Linked DNA regions of Mus musculus: region 1 is linked to region 2. The links are chromatin loops, found by intact Hi-C in ENCODE. Cell type or tissue: gastrocnemius. All regions are shown on one strand. Links, peaks and the distances in the headings refer to the core of each region. The heading gives the core; the rest is flanking DNA.

Region 1 (10,770 bases), core at 2,578-7,577, 210 kb after region 2:
CATAACAATGGTGAGTATTCAAATGCTGCAGCAATGGTCCTACCATTCAATCTGTTACCTAAATCCTCTCAATCTTCAGATCAAACCTATGAGGTAGGAATTGTTAATTACTTCATGTTTCCAGACCAGGCACCTGAAGCTCAGAGAGGTTGACTCTCTTGTCCAAGTTCACACAGCCTGTTTGGACAATTTTCCCCAGTCTGACATGATGTCACTGCACTCTTTTGCTGACCTTGAGCTTCTGACCTTAACCTTGCAAGATTGGGAGCTTTGAGGACCGATTTGGGAAAGGCAGCACCCACTCTGCTGCTTGATGTTGGCATTCCTCCATCCCCACTTACTCATCCCACAACGCTTTGCCTCGGGCCGGAAGGGAGGGGGAGAGCTCTTATTTAAGAGCGCACACTCCTATATCTCTTCTCTCGCACTCCTCCTTTGCCACCTCCAGTTTCTAGAAATGCCACGAGGACCAGAGAAGCATACAGAAGTGGCATGGTGTCTCCCAAGTTTCGGGGCACTTCGTCAGCTTGTAGATCTTGCAGAGGACCAAGGGCTTCCATGTGATCACACTCAGCAGAGAGAAGTAGATCAGAATCCAGCTCTCTGTTCTGTCCCAGTTCAATTAGCTCTTCCTCAGCCACTGGCCCACGGGTCTCTTGATGCAAGATCACACTTACTTGCCTCCAGTCCTGCTTTCTTAGTATTATCCCCTGTAAAAGGATGGTAGCAAGGGCGGCTCCCTCATAGGGTTACAACTGGGCTCTAGTGTGGAAGCTACATACTAAGAACATAGTGAAAACTTTGCTAGCAGGGCAATAGCTATCCCAGCCTCTTTCTCTAACTTTTCCTCCATACTTTAAAGTACCAAAGAATCATATAGAGCAGGATGGGACCCCACAAAAGGCAGCAGGATGGGACGGCATCTATGTCTGCAGACGGCAAAGCTCTGCTTGTTTTAATTCCCATTCTCACACATGGGCTCATCCCTTCACAAAAATCCTCACCCCAACCACTAAAATAAGTGCACCCTGAAATGAGAGGAGGATTTTATTTTGAGCTACGAACAACACGTTTATCTGTCTGTTCTTTTAGAAACTCTACCCCCATGCGCGGTCAGCCATGCCACCTTTGTGCATGTAGATGTTTGTGTAGAAAGTCATCTCCTGTGGTTAGAGGAATGGAATAGGAGAAGCTTACTCACTGACCAGTTGCCTGATGTGCCTTTTATTATCTTAGTGATAGAGTTGAAACCCTGGGCCTTGTCTATGCTGGACAAGTGCTTCCCTCCCGAGTCACAGTTACAGCCCTGCCTAACCAATTTTTATTGAGCAGGTATTATGTGCTTAGCACTGGCTTGTGAGTATCACAGAAACAGCCTCCCTCTTTGTTAGCTGTGCCATGTTTTTAAACAGATTTTACCCATATTCTCTCTCTGACAGAATGAGGAGCGTGACTGGGGCCTCCAATGAATGGAACTTATCCATTCTAGGTCCAACAGTAGACCTTAACACCTTCAACAAATTTCACTAGAAAACAGAACACTCTAGTATGAAATAGAAAAATGAGCTAGTGGCCAGTCATAGAGGAAAACAACAACGAAATTGAGGCTATCTACTTAAAAATATGACTTTGTATCCTTTGTGTGTGTGTGTGTGTGTGTGTGTGTGTGTGTGTGTGTGTGTGTGTGTACATTCTAGAAAACAAGAACAACAGGTTAAAATAGGACACAACATAGTTCCTGTTTGAGACTAAGGTTCAATCTTATTTTGGAAACAAGATAAACAGACATGAAATGGCAGTAGGTAACATTGCCTACTATATAATTAAGTTCAGAATTGCCAAGCACAGCAGAAAGCATGGGGGTGAGGGGTAGTGGTCAGAGGAGTGAGAGTAGCATATGCTTGTGTGTGTATATGTATGTGTGTGTGTGTGTGTGTGTGTGTGTGTGTGTGTGTGTGTGTGTGTGTTATGTATCAGGGATACAGAAAATTCTGTGGAACACTGAGCCCCAGATGAGGTTGGTAGTGGAGGGCAGAGCTTGCCATGGAAAAGGAAGCTCACTCCCTGAGGGGAGAGGACTGCACTTCACAGAATAGTCTGAACCAATGGAAGATAGAAAGTCTTTTTCTTAGGCTCATGTCAGCCTCACCACCATAATAGATGCTTGTAGTTGTTTTCTACTGACATAGAAACCTATCACCACAATGTTGTGCCTCAACACAGCCTCTGTGCCTCATCTCATAATTTTTTAGCCTGGAAGTCCAACTTGGGTCTGGCTAGGGTAAAATAAAAGTATCTTCAAGAGCTGGGAAGATTGCTCCCTTAGTGAAAATGCTTTCCTCATAAGCATGGAGACCTGACTTCAGTCCCTATCACCCACATATAAGTCTGGGTATGGTAGAGTGTGGTTATAATTCCAGCAATGGGGAGGCAAGGTAGATCCCTGGGCCTCAGTGGGCAGCCAGGCTTGCCAGTTTGGCTGGTTTTAAGCCAACGAAAGACTCTATATTAAAAAACATGGCAATAGCAACTGCAGAATGATACCAGAGGTTGTTCTCTGCCGTCCACACATGGTTATACACAAATGCATACATACTCACACATTTACACACACACACACATACACACACACACACACACACTGGGGTGGAGAAGGAGGAAGAGGGAGGAAAAGAGAGCAAGGGAGGGAGGGAGAGAAGGAAAGAAAGAGGGAGAGGGAGGGAGGGAGGGAGGATCTGGCTCTTTTCCTGAGGCTCTGTAACACTCTAGGCAAAGAGCCATGCCTTGCTGCTTCCATGTCTATAACCCTCCTAGTCCTTGACTCATAGCTTCTTTTCCCACCAGATTCAGCAAGGTTGAGTCCAGGTAAAAACTAAAGCAGAGGCCAAGCGTGGAGGAGTGCTGCCTGCCAGCGTATTCCTCCTTGCTTGTTCAGCCTGCTTTCTCATACAACCCAAGGATGGGCCTCCCATATGTGTGTGTGTGTAAAACCTGACATGCTTGCCTATAGGTCAATCTTATGGAGCCATGTTTCCATGTTTTTTCTCCGCTGAGAGTTTCTCTTCCCAAATGATTCTAGATCTTGTTAAGGTAACAAAAGTTAAAAATTTTTAAAAATCATAAAAAATGCAGGTAGGACAGGTGTCATTGTAGATTTGAAATTAGATAAAATTAAGACTCAGTTCTTCATCAGTGTTACCTACATGTCAATAACTTAATAGTCCCTTTAAATGGTGGTTCCTATGTTCTAAATTGTATACATAAAGCATTTCATCATTCTAGAAAGTTCTATCTGCTCACAATGCTAGTGTGTATTCATGATGTGTTAGCACCATGGCTTTCCACCTCTCCATGGAGGACACTTCTACATACAAAGGAGCTTAACAAAAGTTTGAATTGATTTTTAAGAAATTGAATGAAAAAATGAAATAAAAAGGAAAGGAAAGGAAAGGGCATGATTGCTCCTAGCATGGCAGAGGAGAAAGTTTATTATAGCTATGTGGGAGAGCATAGTCAGAGACAGACACGTCTGGGAGAGCCCAGAGTAGACATGACTCTGTTCTGTGTGGGGAGAGGAGAGGAAGGGAGACAGGAAAGGGGGAACTTGATACAGCAGCCAGGAGGCCAAAGGTACAAAAGTGACAGGTAACCAAACCAAAATGCCTGGATTATATAGGGAAGAGTCCAGGGTCTTGGGTGGGATACCCCAGCCATTCCCTGTAACAGGTTAGGACTGAGGGATGCTGGGAGAACCCGGAGGCAAGGGTCTGCTTTGACATGTTGATAAGCATCTCGGCCATTTGCACAGGTTTGAAACTTAGCAGTAAGTCTATCTTTTAAAGAATTAGATAGTTCTCCTGGGATCACCAAGAGGGCTCAGTGGGTGGAGATGCTTGTCAGCAAGCCAGGACTCATTGGTGGAGAGAGCAAAATGACTTACACAAGTTGTCCTCTGGTGTTTGCACATGGTTGGGAAGGCAAGTGTCCAAGCACACAGACACACAGACAGACAGACACACAGACAGACAGACACACACACACACAATTAAAAGTAATATTAAAATATAAAAAACAATAATTTCCCAAAAAACTCAAAAACCTTTCTATCCAGATGTTAGAGGCACAAGTCTTTAGTCCCAGAACTCAGGAGGCAGAGGCAAGCAGATCTCTCAGACATCTGAGCCAGCCTGGTCTACAGAGTGAGTTCCAAGATGGCCAGAGCCATATAAATAAACCCTGTCTTGAAAAACCAACCAACCAAACAAACAAACAAACACAAAAATAAGACAAAACAGCAAGGACAAAAAAACCTTCCATGAATAGATGGTTGAGAAGGCATTAGCTAAAAATGGCTGTTGAGAAGGAATCACCACCCCACAATGCTCAAATTTAGTCAAGTACATTTAAAGCCTTGACATCCTAAGTGTAAATATTACATATTTTATTATATATTATAATATCTTACATATAACATGCATATAGTATGTATACAATATACACATTAATATTTTACATATATGAAACATTGGGTCTGACTCAGAGCCTCTGCTTGTCAGGCTCCCTGCTCTGGGGTAAAATGGCCCTTTAGGTGCAGCAAAGAAAAAAGAAAGCTCTCTGGTTCCCTCTACAGGATGGCTCTGGAATTTCCGTATTGAGAGTAAGTAGTGGGTTAGAGAATACTCTAGCTTCAAGTTCCTGAGAGCCCTTCATTAGTAGAGGTAGGCTAACCTTGAACTCACTTTTCGATCTGCCATCTATGACCATAAGACCCCTCCTTTATCTCCATCAAGAGGTCCCAGCACTGGAAGGGCAGTCCCCAGAGCCCTCAAGATCACCTGCACCACCTACCAAGGTGGCCTAAATTCTAGTTTTAGTTTCTTCAGTTTCTAAGCCCAAGCTTTCTAACCCCCTCCCTTTAGCTTGTAGCTTTATTTAAAAATAAAATGGGGGAGTCGGTCCATGAGGCTCACATCTGCAATCCCAGCAGTAGGAGACCTAGTATAATGGCACATGCCTTTATTCCCAGCACTTGGGAGACAGTGGCAGGCAGACCTCTGTGAGTTTGGGGCCATCCTGGTCTATATAGTGAGTTCCAGGGCAGCCAGAGCTACATAGTGAGACTCTGACTCAAAAAATAAAACAAGACAAAAGCAAACAAACAAAAGTTCAAACAAAACCAAAAGACAAAATAAAACAACCAACAGGAATAATAAACAGGGAAAAGGAACAAGTATGGCTTCTCTTCTTGGTATAAGTACGCCAGTCTTTAGGGAAGAAAGAAAAAGAAAGAGGAAGAAAGAGGAATGTACAATCTAAAAGAAAAGTTGCTTCTATGACCAAAATAAGGCTGGATGTGTTCATATTGTGCATATGCGTATGTATGTTTGTTATTGTGCCTATAATTAATAGGAGTAAGTGGTCTACCAAGCAAGTCTGAGATGCATGTCATTTCAGGTCCATTTGAGGAAACCAAGACTTGTAGATGTTAAGTTACTAATTGCTGAGAATCACAAAGTTAAGTGGCAAAGCCAGCCTCTAAACTCAGGCAACCCACCTCCAAAGTCCAGGTTCCTCCTGTAATTCTATGCTGCTGCTCAAATGCTAATCGCACCCAACTGTTATAGTTACACACAAAAGGAGTACCATCCAACCAAACTGACTGTGAGATGCAGCCTTCCCTTGTTCCAGTGACCTGACAAAGCCAGAGGGACCTTCTAACAGAGTGTTCCACATGGTCCCAGTTGAGAAAAAATGAGGAAGAAAAATAGAAAACTCAGTCACTATTTAAAGCCTAAATTAATTCTAGTTCTATGACTAAGCTGGCTTTTCAGAGATCCTTCTCTTTGCAGTTGGCCTTGTAGAGTAAGAAGGTCCATTTTAAATACATTTCCAGATTCTTAATAAAAAAAAATAGTTAATGTCATTACTGTTGGTCTGATTTGCAATGGCATTAGAGATGTGTGCTCTTTTGATCTAAATATTAGTGTTCGCCAAATTCACATGTAGAAGCTTCACCCTAAACCTGCATCGTTAGAAGGAGTAGCATCTAGATGGTGATTAGGTCATGACAATGGGGCACCCAGAATAGTATTACTGCATATGTTGGTACCTTGACCCAAGGACACTTCACCCTCCAGATTTGTGAGCAATACATCTATGTTGTTATAAATTATCCAGTAAAGGTATTTTGATGTAGATGCTTGAAGGGACCAAAACATAGGGCCACACCCTTTGTTTGAATTTTTTGAGAGGGAAAGAGAGAGAGAGAGAGGGAGAGAGAGAGAGAGAGAGAAAGAGAGAGAGAGAGAGAATTCATTGATACTGTGAACATTAGTAATAGCATTGAGACTAAAGTATGATTAAAGTTGCTAAAGTGTGGCGAGATAAATAAGTCCTTTGCTAAGCTCTGTCTCCATGGTTGGACTTTGAATGAAGGCAGTCCCAGCAAAGCAGACTGGTGAAAGTTTAGATGAATTTCAGGAAGCAGATTGCTGTTCTGGTAGCTGCTGTACTTGCTAAATCTGCTCCTGGAGAAATTACACCTCTTGAAGAGATTTCCAGTTGTGTCCCCTTGATATTGCTTTGTCAGGGATGTGCTTTAAATAAGATGTCCTCCGTAGGGAGCAGGGATTCTAAATCCTCATCGACTTGCATGGCTGTTATATGCCAAATTGGAAATAACTTCCTGAAATGAATGTCTTCAAGGAATGAATTCAGCAGGAGGTTTTCACAGATGCCAGAATCTCTTCAGATGGTTCCGCTTGACCGGGGTGTTATTAGAACAATCTCCTTGGGCAAACTAAATCTCTGGGACTGGACATATTTACCTTTGCAGCATCTAAAAACATAGCAATAATAAAACTCTCAATTCTTCCTTGAGATCTAAGCCTGATAGTCTGGCCTGGGTAGTGAAATGGGAACTGAGAACTGAATGCTAGTTAGAAGCTCAGGGACAGAATAGCTCTTATTCAACTGCTCCCGTGTGTTCCCGTGACTTAACCGCGGGAAGGTGTGCATGTTGCCTTGTGAGACACCAATGCTATATTCAAATGTGCTCGTTATGTTACAGTTCCAGCAATGTGAAGGAAAGCTAGTATCTGAGTGCTGAGTGGGTTACAGGGCTCTAAAGACAAATGGTTTTTTTCCCTAGGGAGTTAGAACTGAAGCTATCACCAACATGCCTGCAGACCTGGAGACTTAGGAAGTGAAAACTGTCAATCTAAACCTCCACACCTTGCTTTCCTAAAGAGAGAATGAAGGATGCTTTTACAATCTGTTTCTTATGCAGGCTCCAATGACCTTAGCAGGATTTTAGAATATCCTGGAGAACATAGGCACCTCCTACTGCTGAGGCTAGACTGCATGTATTTCAACTTGCCTATATACCAATCAGAGCCACCAGAATGGTTTCAGATTCCCTGAAGAAGTCCAGTAGGCAGCCAGCATTGAGGAATCTCTCACTTGATGCTTTTTAAATGAGAGGCACATACCAAACCTTAGGAAAAAATTTTATACACACAAACATGCACACGCACGTGCGCATGCACACACACACACACACACATACACACACACACACACACATACACACACACACACACACACACACACACACACACACACCTTCTAAAATCTCTTGTTAGACCCTCTAGAGACAAGTAAGGAGAATTTTTATAGAGCACAGATGAACATGGATGGATATTCTAGAGGACTGCTTCTGAAACTTCAGTGCCTCTCAGAACCACCCAGAGGTCTGGTTCAACCCCAGGTTTAGGCAGTGTGTGTGTAAGGCACACATACAGTGCGTGTGTAAGGCAGTGTGTGTGTAAGGGCAGAGGTAGAGGGTTTTCCTATAGGGTCCCAGCGACGAAGGTCCAGAAACTGTGCTTTGAGGTCTGTGGGTCCATCTTACTAGGATGTCGAACTTGAATTCTAGAAGTGTCTGCTATGCCAACTATCAAGATTCTCTTACTTCCAGAAACCTTGCTGTTTTAGGCTTCCAGATGTCAGGTTTTACAGAAATTCTGTACTTTGGGGACTGAAGCCAAAGCATTCACATATTGAGATATATCTAGTATATTGTATCCCACGTTATAACTTCAAATGGATCAGTTAAGCCCTTTTAGAAAGTCTTCGGTTTCCTTCTGTGCAGTTCCCTTTAAAGCTCCTCCAAGTCCTAGGTTGCAGCAAGAGGGGATCCCTGGCTCTTGTTTCTTTCCACGTTTGGTTGATGCTCTTCCTTCCCAACCTCCTGAGATTGGGTTAGGGCCAGCTCGTGGCATGTTGGAGATAACAGAGAGAAGACTGCTAAGGGAGGTTCCAGACTCACTTCTTTTCCGTTCTCTGGGGTCTGACCTGTCTCCTCTGTCAAGGATAGAGCCCCTTAGACTGCCAGTCTCGGGAATAGGTCTTGTATGGCCTTATTCCTAGGATAACTCATTTTAACTAGCTTTATTCTTTCTACTTTATCTTCCCTGGAGATACCTTAGGCCTGGAGATAGAACTGCATGGTGGGTGATAGACACCTATCTCCCTTTCCCTAAGATGTATTTGTTATTGATGAAGTTTAATACTGAGATAAGTGACTCTTTGATTACATATCAGAATCACAGAGTTCAACTTCTCTTTCTCTCTCTCTCCCTCTCTCTCTCTCTCCCTCTCTCTTTCTCCCCCCTCTCTCTCCCTCTCTCTTTCTCCCTCTCTCTCTGTCTCTCCCTCTCTCTCTCTCCCTGTCTCTCTCTTTCTCTCTCTTCCTGTCTCCCTCTCTCTCTTCCTGTCTCCCTCTCTCTCTTCCTGTTTCCCTCTCTCTCCCTCTCCTCTCTCTCCCCTCTCTCTCCCTCCCCCTCTCTCTCCCTGTCTCTCTCTCCCTGTCTCTCTCTCCCCCTCTCTCTCCCTGTCTCTCTCTCTCTCTCTCTCTCTCTCTCTGATCAAGTAGCAATGTATCAGCCTGTCTTATATAAGGTAAAATTAACTTGATATTTCCTAGTATACAAAAAAAAATATTCCCCTGGCCAGATTGGATGTACCCTTCCTCCTCCTCCTCTTCTTCTCTTGCCCCTCCTCACCCTCCACCCCATACTCCCCATCCCCCCTCTTTACTCTCCCTCTCCCCCTCTTTCTTCTCTTTTCATACGAGGCACTGAACCTAGGGTCCTGCTCATGCCTGTTTGGCCATGAGGATAGATCCTCGATGCCCTTTTTACTCTTTGTTTTGAGATAGGATGGCACTAAGTTGTCCAGGCTGTCTATGACGTCACTAAGCTCAGTCTTTGAGTGAGCTCCTCCAGCTTCTGCTCCTAGGGCAGCTGGGATTGCAGCCATGCACATAGCCAGGCTCTGACGAGCCCTTCTTTTTTGTCAAAGCTCCAGTCTTTGTCTTACACTGTCTACAGTCCCCTTTCGCTTTTATTAATTGCCTTTCTGAGGATCTCTTTTCCCAGATTCCAGCTATCTGGTTAGCAGTTACCAGTTACTAAGCTCCCACTCTGCTTGCCCATATACTCCTTCTCTATGACTTCCATAGTCCCCCATTACTCACTGCGTACCTGAACTTAACCAGACTAGCTCTGGCCTCATTCAAAACTGTCAGTCTTTTCATTGTAGGTTGTCTTTGATGGGGCTGCACATCTACAAGTGATGTATGCATGTCCAGGACCACAACTGACCCACTGCCTGTGTGTGTGTGTGTGTGTGTGTGTGTGTGTGTGTGTGTGTGTGTGTGTCTGTGATTATGAGAGAGGGATAGGAAGGGAGAGAGGAGAGAAGAAAAGAGAATGAATGTGAAGTTGATCTCTAGTTTTACTATTTAGGAACCATCCACCTGGTTTATTGAGTCAATAGGACCCAGGCTCACTGACTGGGCTCATTTGACTGGCTAGCAATTCCCAGAGATTCCCGTGTCTCAGCCTCCTTGGTGCTAGGATTTGCAAGTGTGAGACACTGTGTCCAGCTTTTTTATGTGGGTACTGGGAATTAAACTCATTCCCTCATGTTGGTGTGGCAAGCACTTTTTGAAGTGAGCAACCTTCCCGGCCCTCCACTGTTTAGTTTTGGAAATAAGATTTTATTGGAACACAGCCACACTCGTTCATTTACATATTGTCAGTAATATGGAGACCTGGGGGGTCACAAAGCATAAAATACCATTTACTTCTTTGCTCTTTACAGAAAGCCTATTGATAGCAGATGCATTATACATTCCTTTGTGTTCCTCTAAATGCCTGGCACAGTGTTTTGCTTATAATAGCTACAAATCAGTTTTGATAAATGCAACATGAACTTTCCTCTGAGATCATTGGAACTGTAATAGTGATAAAACAAAAATGTGTTTTGGCCTCTGCTATTATACCACTGTGCATTACGTGGCAGCATCAGCATAAGATCCCTATGTGTCTGTCTCCTTTACTGTTCTACAAGCTCTAATGATAAGTGGGGGGACCTGGAGGAGGCCACCTGTCTTACTCACTAAGACATTGGCACAGCAAGAATGTGAACTGAGGTCTTTGCAGTCTCAGGGCCTAAATTTTGAATTATTACTTGAAATGTACCAATCAGTCCTAGCCCCCATAAGTGACGAGAAACAGAAATCTTGAAAAATCCATTTCAATGAGCTATGACACAGAAACCAAACAAGCATAATAAAGGCTAAGACATGAGTACAACAGGGGATCTCAGAAGGAAGGGCTCAAGCCTTGTTTCTTGGGTGTTTCACCTAACTCACGCTAGTGTAAATCCTTCTTTTAAAATCCTGCATAGCTGTGCCATTATCAT
Region 2 (10,770 bases), core at 2,699-7,698:
CATGGGCCAGCTTTTGTTTGTTAGTTTGTAAATTATAAACTCACAAAGCTAAAATCAATGAAAATATTTTAGTTCAAGGTTGGCAAATATTCCTGTTGTAAACATTGTTAGGCTTTGTGAACTATACAGACTCCATGTTAACTACTTCATCTGCCATTTTGATTTGAAAGTAGTCACAAACATCTACACTGTTTGGAATGTGTATTCCAATAAAACTTTATTGACAGAAGCAGGTGATGGACCCATGTGCTTTGTTTCATAAGTAGCAGTTTATTCTCTTACTTTATAAAGCAATCAAAAGGTAAGAATCTTATAGAATAAGAGTAATAGTAGTGGAGAATCCATTTACAAGGAAGAAAGATGTAGACACACACAAACAAACATACAAACAAATTGCCCCCTCCCCCAATCTCCACAAACATTCCATTTCTGAATAGTTACATTCATCTCCATTGTTCTCGGAGCAACTGTCACTCTAAGAAACCTGTCTTGTGGCTAATAGTAGCTTTACCACAAGGTTTGAGCCATGACTGCATTGCCTGGACTTTCTGTCAAATCGATGACAGATGCCATGGTTTGTGATTCTCTTAAAGAACTGATTTCCCCAACACAGTAACTGGCTCCCTGGGCAAAGATAAAGCCATTAGCATTGTTCATGTTAGTTCATTTTCCCACTTGCTTATGCTACTGCACTTGAACGTTGCTCCAGGAAACATGCAAATATAATTCCACCAACTGAAAACATTTGCTATTTGCTTTCACGTCTAGGGGAGGCTTTATCAATGTATGGAGAAACAAAATGCCAGTCTCACCCTTTACTGTTCATTCTAAATAGGTCACATGGGTATCATTTGACACATTATATACCCAACCCAGGCCATTTTATTCTTATCTTCAGGGGCTCAAGAGAAACATACATGCTCAGCATGCCTTTCAAGCAGAAGCCACTGCATTGGGTTAATGGGGTAAAGTAGCTGTGCTGTGCCTGCTGAACTGTTTGAACATGGCACTTGATCAGTGAACCTGAGGAGGGGTGCACATGGGCACCATGAATCTTCTTTGTGACATGTGTTACTGTCATTCATTACTTACCATGGGGGGGGTTGGGGGTGGCGCTGATGTGGGCTGTGTCTCTTGTGTGTATCATAGCCCTTATCAGTGAAACACGGTAGCAAATTTGCACACAGCACACATGTCCATTTTCTTCCCTCTTCCCCACATCCATTCTTTATCCTTTCATATTTTGGGCAATGCTACATAAAACTGTCGCAGCATCAACAGTTACTCTATAGAGCAGAAAGAATAGGAATCTTTGGCAGTTGTATTATGGGTAGTGATGTATTGCTGCTTCTCTTCTGTCCCATTGGAAGCCAACAGGTTTTATTGGCATGAACACCCTTAAGGGAGGGGGGTTGAGTCAAACGACTCACATAGTAATTCACCAATAGGATTTAAATTATGCCTCTTTATTTTATCCTGTGTGAGTATGTTGGTGTTAGTCAGGAAATCATAGATGATATGTTATATTTTTATATGGTTAAGTAACTGTTTTGACTTTGATAGAAGAGGCACCAGAGTTATGACACTTGTTATTTGTGACCCAGTACCATTTATTCAGATGGAAGAGTATGTCACAGGAGCGGTTGCACTGATCAGGCTCCTACCTCAGGTTGCGAGCTGCCTGTTGCTAGAGATGCTCACAACTGTCTTCTGACATAACTACCAACAATTGGCCAAGCTGAATCCTCACTGCTTTAATTAAGTGCCATTGAATGCAAGAGATGCTTTGGGATAAAAATGATCCTCTGGGAACTTGAACAGACTTCATTTCCTAGCTGATCGTGGGGATTGCCCATGCATGCCAGCCTATGGATGCTTACAGAGGCATCTGGAGCAGGAGCGTAAAAAGCTTCTGTACTCACACAAACTTCTAGTCCTTTTTTTTTTTTAATTTAAAAAGATATATTTATTCACATATAATATTCTGGGGGCAGGGCACGTCACACAATAAAGTCAACAAACAACTTGTTAGAGTTAGTTTTCTACTTTCTGTTACCATTTGGGTCCCTGGGATTGAACACGGGTGGTCAGACTTGGTGGCAAGCCCCTTTACCCACGGAACCGTTTCACTGGCCAGGGCAGCTTCAGTCCTTATTTCCCTATGGAATCCTTTTCCCATAGCACAGGAGTGACGCCGCTGAACCTACCCAACCATCTGATGCATGTGGGCCAGAGTGGTTCACTGCTCTGTTGGTATGGCTTAGGAGCAAAAGATCGTTTTTCGTATTTTCAAATTACTTTAGAAAAATCTAAAACAAAATATTTTGTAACACATGGAAAGTATACAAAATTCAAATTTCATTGCCCTCAAAATTTAATTGTCATAAAAGCCATGCAAGTTCATTTATATTGCAGCTGTGGCTACTTTTGTAACACAGTACAGTAAGGATACAAGGAGCATCCATAGAGTCCCAAACTCTCACCAGCCTAAAAACAGTTACTGTCTGGTCCCATGGTAAAAAAGTTTGCCACCCTCCCTTGAAACTGGTGAAATTCTTCCCAAAGAATTTTCTAAGCTGCCCACTGCACAAGGTAATAGATAGGATGTAATATTTTTGCAGTCTCTGAACAATGCACCTATATTGCTTCCGTAAGCTCAATTGAGTCTTAAGTAGAGACTAGGAAGCGATAGAAGCTGGGCTGAGTGGCCCCAGGCTGCTAGCAAGTTCTCTGTTGTTTGTTCTTTTAGCAGGTTCAGCCTAGGGGCTGGACACAGTCTGCTTCTGAGATCATCATAGCAAAGTCACCCCTTGCACTTTCTCTCATGGCTACCCTCCTGCAGTCTGCTACCCAAGGCCCTTCATCCCCGACATCCACAGATCCACAGCACTGTCCTTCCCTCTCACTGAATCCTTGTGTGAGGACCATCCTGATTCAGGTCTGTCTATAAGGCGGGGTCTCAGCCCACCCTGGCTGCTGGCCTGTAAACTGGTACTCAGTGTACCCAGCTCCCCAGTGTGCCCCGTAAAAAAGCCCAGCTGCTAATTTTACTAGCTGGCAGGATGGCTCCTCTGGCCTTCCCAGAGCAGATGGGAAAAGGAAGGACAGACTTAGAAATCAGACAGCTCTGGAGAAAGAAAGATCCTTCTGGCCCAAGAGTTTCATGCTGAACACCACAGTGTCCCCAAACATTGTTCATGGTATGGTAACTCCTATGCCTTTGGATGTCCAAGAGAATGGGGCCTGGATAGGGGTAGTACCTACTTTTGCTTTTATCTCAACCATTTGCCTGACCACCTCTCTGGAACTAGTTCCCATATATTTATTGGTATATTATAATGGAATGTCCCTTCCCGCCCTGTTTAACCTCTGTTGGGCTGCAAGCTAGGAGTTCTGTCCTTCAAGAAGGGTCTGACTGGGACCTCTTTTCAGCAGCTTGAATCACTGGCTAGGTCATCAGAACATACCAGGAGGTGAGATGGAACACTCTGTAACAACAAATATTCTGTATTCCTGGCAAGGAGCTGCTGCGGTATGGTCCTTGGAATACAGAGGGCCTCTGTGTGTGTTGTGGCTGAAGCTGCAGCCAGGCTACCATCCCTGTCTAACCTCTCCTCGGGGCTTTCATTCTGGGCCAATAGCTTCATCTTCTGAAGCCACAATTTCTTCATCTTGCTGGTGGGGAGAATGCCAGACTCTGGGTCTTCCTGTTGTGGTGATAAGTTCTTGAATGCATGCCAGAAAACTGCCTCTTGTGTGGCTAGTGCTCAATAAACATTGGCTCCCATGGTTTGTGTTACCTGTCAGCCCAGGCACAATGTTATAGTGGCTGTCACGGAGAGCCATGAAGGCAGGGAGGGGAGGGGAGAGGGTAAAACAAAATTTTTTTCCACAGAGAGAGAGAGAGAGAGAGAGAGAGAGAGAGAGAGGGAGAGAGAGAGAGAGAGAGAGAGAGAGAGAGAGAGAGAGAGAGAGAGAGAGAGAGAGAGATACAGAGAGACAGAGAGACAGAGAGAGAGAGAGTTCTCTAAACACTGAGCAAGGCTGCTGGGCAGTTCTGGGTATAGCTAGCCATCCCTCATGTGGGTCTAGTGTGGGTCTAGTCAGTCAGTGTTTGTCCTGTGCACACCCTTCATTCAGGTCCATCCAGGGTCTGGTCTTCCTGAGACTGGACTGGCTCGTGCCAGCCTGACTCATCGTTGTCAAGCTGGCCAGGAAATTCTCACTTCATATCTAGCCTCCCTGAGCTGTGCAAGGGCCAGAGGTGGGGTTGTACTCAGCTCCCTGGAGCTGTCCTTGTGGGCATGTGTGTCACAGGAAAACCTTTACCAGGATAACAGATAAGTCTCAAGGAAAGAGGGTCAAATGCATTCAGTATGGTCTCCATGCCCAGTTTTCCCTCGAGACAGAGTGAGCCTGACAGAGTATGTGGCTGATTTCAGTGGGCATGTCAACAGCACCATATGTGAAGTGTGTGTAACAGCCATTTTGGTGGCCACAGACCCATTGAAAAGACATGGAAAGGTGTGGCACTTTGCAGAAGATATGGGTGAACATAGTATGTACATGAATGTGTAAAAGTATGCATGTGAGGCATGTCCTCTGGACAACTATTGGAAATGAGCCCCCATTACAGGCACCAGATACCTCTTGTTTCTTACAGAAACTCTGCACAGGACAACAGATGCAAACTGAAAAAAACGGGATGCTTGGATGCTGTGGGGAGTCCCTCGAGCAGACCTGGGACCTCAGCATTTCTAATTCTAGTCTCACATCCTGCGAGTCCCTGCTGCTGGATCCCAAGGGGTGCATAAATATGTTTATATGACTAACATATAAGCGGCCTTCTGCCTTACTGCCCTCCTGCCTCTTTTCCTTCCTTCCAGACCAGTAAGAGTTGGTGCCCCCTGGAGGCTTAGAATGGAATAGGCGGTTCGGAGCTTTTCAGTCAGGGCATGCAGTGATTCTCCTCCTTGCTTCTCGAGCCCTCAGAGGTTTAGATGTGGCTACTTGTGAGGAAAAAAAAAAAATCTCTTAGTGGGCTGTGACTGCCTTTAGAACCTCCATTCCAGCTGCGAGAAAGTTTAGTAGAGAGACTCAAAAATAGAGACGACGGTGGCGATGAAGTCGCTCACACTAGGGACCACATGCAAGCTGATGCTTCCGAGTTTAGTTTGCGAGGCTATGTTTAGGAGGAGGCAGACGGACTCGTGCCTGTGGGCCCTAAACACTCCAATCTGGAGGACTAGGAGCCCCATTTAGAGAGTCAGGTTCCAGAAAAAGGCATCTTCCAGAAAAGACAATTTTAGGGAAATGATACCACCCAGAAGCTACCATTTGGCCTCAGAATGTTTTTTATTATAAGAATTGTTCTTTCAAGTTTGGGTAGAGAGAGAAAGAAGGCTTGGCAGTTGTTTCTTGCCTGTCTGTCTTGAGGAATCAGAACACTCATAAACTTAATTAAATGCACCCAAGCCTCTTACGCAGCAGGGCTCTGTTTTGCCCATCTAGTTAATTTCAGTTAATGAAATTAGCCATGTGCTGATATGGACAGCCCGGGAAGATGAAGCCAGCAATCTCTGGGTGGTAGCTTGGGTCACAGTGTGTAAAACTGCGGGGACATGGGTTTTCATTTAACCTGGGACTTCCAAGGATCCTTCCATCTATGTGCCTCCGCCCTAGGCAAGCATACCACTGGGCCTTTCTTGTTTAGAAGAGATGGTTAATCCAGACAGTAAATGGACTAGTCACACCGGCTCTTCCACAGGCATAGAAGTCCAGGATCCAGTAGACGAGCTGAGAGGTTCAAGAAACTCTCTTCTTGCCCATTGTGTCAGCCCTCTCTTTTCCTGTTTAATGTCCCCCACCCCACATATTTTGTGACTATGGCTAGAGCAACTTTCCTAAGGAAAGTAGAGGATAGCTCACCAGGAAGGAGAAAAAAAAAAAACCAACCAAACAAACAAACAAAAAAAAAAACAATCGCCATAGTTGTCTGCACTTACAACAATAATGCCATGAAACAGAGGCCAGGTCACAGAAAGAGGGTATTTCAAAGGACAACAGTTGCCTGGTTTCTGGCTGTCCTCAAACCCTGCTAGATCTGTTGGCCTGTGAACTTTGTTTTGTTTGAGATGGTGTCTCCCTCTCAGGGGCCCAGAGTTCATCAAGTAGTCTAGAACTGATGACTAAGGAGCCCAGAGATCTGTCTGTCTCTGCATGGAGTTTGGAAGACCCCAGAGAGCCATCTTGACCATCCTCCGAGCTTCTGGAGAAAGGTCTGGGTGTGATGGATTTATTGAAGAGTCTATGCTGAACTGGTTTTACGGACTGGACACGCAGAGAACGATCTATCTGGGTTTCTGTCCCTGCCTAGAGGACAACCCCTGGCAAAAGGAAAGCTGACGCTTTAAGTAGCTGTTAGGGAAGCTACCATGATTTTATGATCTGGGTAACTTAGTTTCTTAGCCACCTCAGAGTTTTCCAGAAGGTTTAGATTGCCGATCTGCAGAGGCAGATCGCTTGGTCAAGCGCTTGCCTCATAACGACAGTGACCCCAATGTAAGCTCTGGGACCAACATAGAAAAGCCATGTGCCATGGTACATACTTAATAATCCCTGCTCTGGGCGGCTCCATCCTAAACAAAACAAGAAACAAAGTGTGCCTGAGAGATGACACTTGAGCCTGTCCTCTAGCCTCCACAAAAGCATATTTCCCTGCTTGCTCCAGTGTGTGTGTGTGTGTGTGTGTGTGTGTGTGTGTGTGTGCGCGCCCCCCTCCCCCCTCCCTCCCCGGAACTCCAGGCCCAGTTTGAGATCAATCCACACAGGTACAAAACTCTCCTGTTAAAAGAACTAATGGTGAACATAAAGCCACGTCCTAATCCCGCCTCTGCAGTAACCTTCTTGAGTGACCTTGAGCAAGTCAGGACCTCAGAGTCTCCATGGGTAAAATGATAAGTGTCAGGTGTTTTAGAGCAGTCTGTTCCTTCTCAGGCTCCCCAGGCTCTGGGCTCCAGCATCCCCCTACTTACTTACAGCCAGAAAGGCTCATGGGAACTCGCCTTCCTTAGACATGGAAGGCACTTGACCCTGTGCTCAGCGCTGGGAGAGCTGCACGCTCGTCTTTTTCTTGGCTGTTGGTCCCATTGGGAGGATGTAGGTAGATCTGGGAAGTCTCTTCCTGGCCTTCCATGAAGGTTAGTGAATGGTCTCAAGTCTTCTTCTCATGGCTTACAGGCCTGGGGGGGGGGGGGCGTCACTGCTTTTCACTCACCTCCTTTGATCTTTTCCCTGTCTGAATCTCTTCCACATAGCCACAAACATACAAAGAAGGGGATCATCTCTCTAGAAGGGAGTGGCCATGGGGTTGACGGGGGCGGGGGGGGGGGGAGGATGCCACAGGAGAAGGACCTATACCTTCCAAGGAGTTGGTTTCTTTATAGATGTTTCAGCCTTGGAGCCTGCATTAGATATTATTTATTTAATATTTATTTATTTATTTATTTATTTATTTATTTATTTATTTATTGCTATAATAAAATCCCTAGAAAGAAGTGACTTAAAGGTTTCAGAAACCAGAATTTGTCTACTGTAGCAGGAAAAGCCTAGGGAAGTCGGTGGCTCCTCACAGCTGTGGCAGCCAGTGCATGAGGCTGGCTGTTCCCAGCTCAAATGGATGGAGAAACAGAGAGTGTGGGCCAGAAGGGGCTAGGTTATAACCCATAAGGCTAAGCCCCACAAGGATCCACTTCTTCCCACGAGGCTTCAACTCCTGAAGTTCTACAACTTCCCAAAGCAGCATCCTAGATGAGGACCATGTATTCAAAACATGTGCTTGTGGGAATCTGTGCTAGATCCCCTTACTGAGCCATCTTCATGGAGTCAGCCTTCTCTAAGGGATGCTCACTATGACTCTGGGTGAAGTGTGACAGTCCCACTCACCTACAATGATTTGAAGGGATGTCCTTCCACCAGCCTTTGCTTTAGGAGACCCCAGATGACAGATGTCCCTCTCTACCACCTGGGTAGTTTTTGAAGGTCATTTTTTTTTTTCTGTTTCAGAGACAGGAACTTCTCTATCTTTGCATGTATGAATGTTTCATAAGTGGCATGTTTACTTAAAAGAATGACTGCCAGAGGCAGGAAGGAGTGAGGATCCGTTAATGTGGAGTAAGGTAGCAGACTCAGGGGGCTACCAAACAAAAAATGAAACCCTACGCAGGCTACCTCCCAAAGTTATGTGAGGGTACCCAACGCTGTGGGTGATCCATGACATTCAGATTGCAGTCGTTTCCCAAATGAAGCTTCGAGTTAACTTCCTAGATGAGCTGAAGAAAAACAACTGCCACACGCCCTCAGTGGACTATTTCAAGTGTTTCCAATTTAATTAACATGATCCTAAGCAAAGGATGTCCACATTCTTGGGAGGAAGGCTTGTCCTTCCCTGGTCCTCAGTGATGAAGCATTACTCTTTGTCAGTTCACCTTCTCAGGTTTTTCCCCCTGAGAGTTTGAGCACAGGAAGCCAGTTTCCATAGTCCCCTGGCCTGAAGGGAGCTGCACACTGAGGCTCATGGCTATACTATTGAATAGACCTTGTAGACAAAACTCAGCAAGACACTCAAAAATTTATAAAAGCTTCTTTTTCTTTCGCCCTGGACTAAGATGGAGAGATGAAGGTGGAACTGGAGTGGGGGGTGGGGGGTAAGAATTTATTTCTCTTTCATCTAGGTTTGTGTCTGCTACAGCCTCTGGTCCTAATAATTTCTGCTGTGGAATTTAATTTTCCCAGACTTGGATTCCTCCTCCTTTTGCCAAAGGTAGTATAGTCTGGAAATGTGAAGTGACAGGAGAAACAGCCCCCACTTCCTGCAAGATAATTTTGTGTACATTAAACAGACACATTAAGCCATTTAGAGGAGAGGTGTTTGTTCTCCGGAGTCTGGAGGAAATCTGAATTTCTAATTCTGGACTCTTTAATAATTTTCAAAAGAACTGAGGGTACTAATTAACTGTCTTTGAACTTCCTTAGGCTGTCATCTATGCCCTGATCTCAAAGTAGGGACTGAATTCTCTACCTCTATGAGATTCTTAGACTGGACACCAGCCTTGGGGGTGGAATTGAACAGACTTTGAGATGTAAACTAATATACAGAGGGGAAAAGACACAAGGTCACATTTGAACTCCCAGCTTTGAGTCAAGGCAAGAGGCTTTATGCTATATTTTTTCCACTCTATTGTGATTGCTAAGTCTTGGAAAGAAAGCCAAAAGAGAAGGAAACAAACAAACAAACACAGTAAAAATACAAAACAGCAGCAACAAGATGGGGTAGGACTTAGGACTTAGTTGAGGGTGTTTAGGACACAGACTGTTTTCTTGCTCTTGTATTTAAGGATTGAAAGAGATCTAATCCAGGGACTTTTCATTTCCTGGGTCCATTCAGGTGGTGCCTCTATAGAAAGCTTTGCCAAAGATCCACAGCTCTGTAATAAAGAGCTGCCAAGGCTCTGCCCTAAAGAATGTGACTCATGAGTAAGTTCTGCCATGAGAGAAGACTAGAAGGTGGCCTGGCCAGCATGGCTGTGTCTGCCTTAGCTATTTGAGACCATGTCACTTGCATTTCCTTAATGATTAAACTGAGGTTTGCCTGAAGTCATGCAGTTCGTCCCAGGCAGGGTGCTGACTAGAACCTGTCTCCTGATCATGTGTAGTATGCTGATAACTCAGATCTGTAGGGTAGATCTCTCAGAGAACCAGGAAGCTTGTCAGCTTCCTGTGTGAGCCTTTTGCTTTTCCTTTTCTCTTAAAAATTTCTTTTCATACTGCAGCCTGACTTCAGATTTTTCCATCTGGAGATTTCTTTTTAGTGTTTGGAGGAGCAGAGGGGGCGGATTTCATAGCCACATTGCTTCGGCAGAAAAACAGAAATGCAGTTTTCCAGTGTGCTGTGTCCACTCCCCAAATTCTTTTAGCACCCAGCGTGAGCCAGTCTCGGCCCTCCTACTATAAAGTTCTCCCAGCCCACTCCTGGGGTCCATTCTCTCATCTCTACAGCTGCCTTCCCTGTGCCCCACTCCCCCAGTACCATAAAAAGCTTGTGGGGGCTGATGACGTCATGGTCTCCTTCCTTCATAGCCAGGACCTCCTATTTCTTCCTGTTTCCCCCGCACCCCCTTCATGCTCTTTCTTGTCAGCTATTCATACTCACATCTTAATGGCTGTGCCTACAAAGATAAATACGTTTTGCCTCTGACCAAAAGCAGTTTCTGGTCTGACTTGAATTTCAGAGTCTGCCTGAGTTTGCAGGAAGGAAGCAGGGGCAGAGTCCTCGGTTTCATCTGGGGAGCCATAAAAGTTTGCTAAGAGTTTATTATCCCCATCAAGATGAAAATGGAATTCCAAGGCTTCAGATATGAAAGATAAATAACCAGGCAAGCTTCCGCTTCCATGAAAGCCAAGTTCCCTTTGCTGGTTTTATGAGTCTACCTGCTGTGCCCTCACCCTGGCATTCATCTCCTGGTGATGTCAGATAAAGCCTTCCCCGGGGACTTATGCAAAACTGGGATGGAATAGAGAATTTCAGGCCATTGGAGGAATTTGCGAGAAGGATGACTGATCACATTCTTGGATGATAACTGCCATGCAATCTCAGTACTTGCTCTTCTCTTTCCAGTATAATGGGGGTTGGAATAAAATGCCCATTAATTGGAAGATCCAGGTTGGCTTAGAGTCTAGGGTTGTGAATTATCCAGCCTATGGGCAATAGAA

Evidence for each region. A loop is a pair of places that touch in the nucleus more often than their neighbours do. Peaks named below come from ENCODE experiments on the same cell type or tissue, not always from the same donor. Only the 100,000 strongest peaks of a DNase experiment are listed, where the experiment ranks them.
Region 1: it touches region 2 in a loop (3-fold over the local background); 11 of 42 quality-filtered maps call a loop at or near these places.

What each region holds. Positions count from the first base shown.
Region 1 is chr14:23,577,268-23,588,037 of GRCm38, reverse strand. The region is part of intron 5 of Kcnma1 (potassium large conductance calcium-activated channel, subfamily M, alpha member 1); the gene reads left to right. Among named protein-coding and RNA genes, the nearest start is that of Gm51422, 67 kb to the left of the region's middle. In gastrocnemius, for the core only: a CTCF peak has its summit at 4,635 (motif pointing left); DNase peaks (open chromatin) are centred at 3,922 and 4,628.
Region 2 is chr14:23,785,743-23,796,512 of GRCm38, reverse strand. The region is part of intron 2 of Kcnma1 (potassium large conductance calcium-activated channel, subfamily M, alpha member 1); the gene reads left to right. Among named protein-coding and RNA genes, the nearest start is that of Gm51422, 140 kb to the right of the region's middle. In gastrocnemius, for the core only: a CTCF peak has its summit at 4,914 (motif pointing left); DNase peaks (open chromatin) are centred at 3,017, 3,654, 4,255 and 4,903; H3K27ac peaks cover 1,949 bases.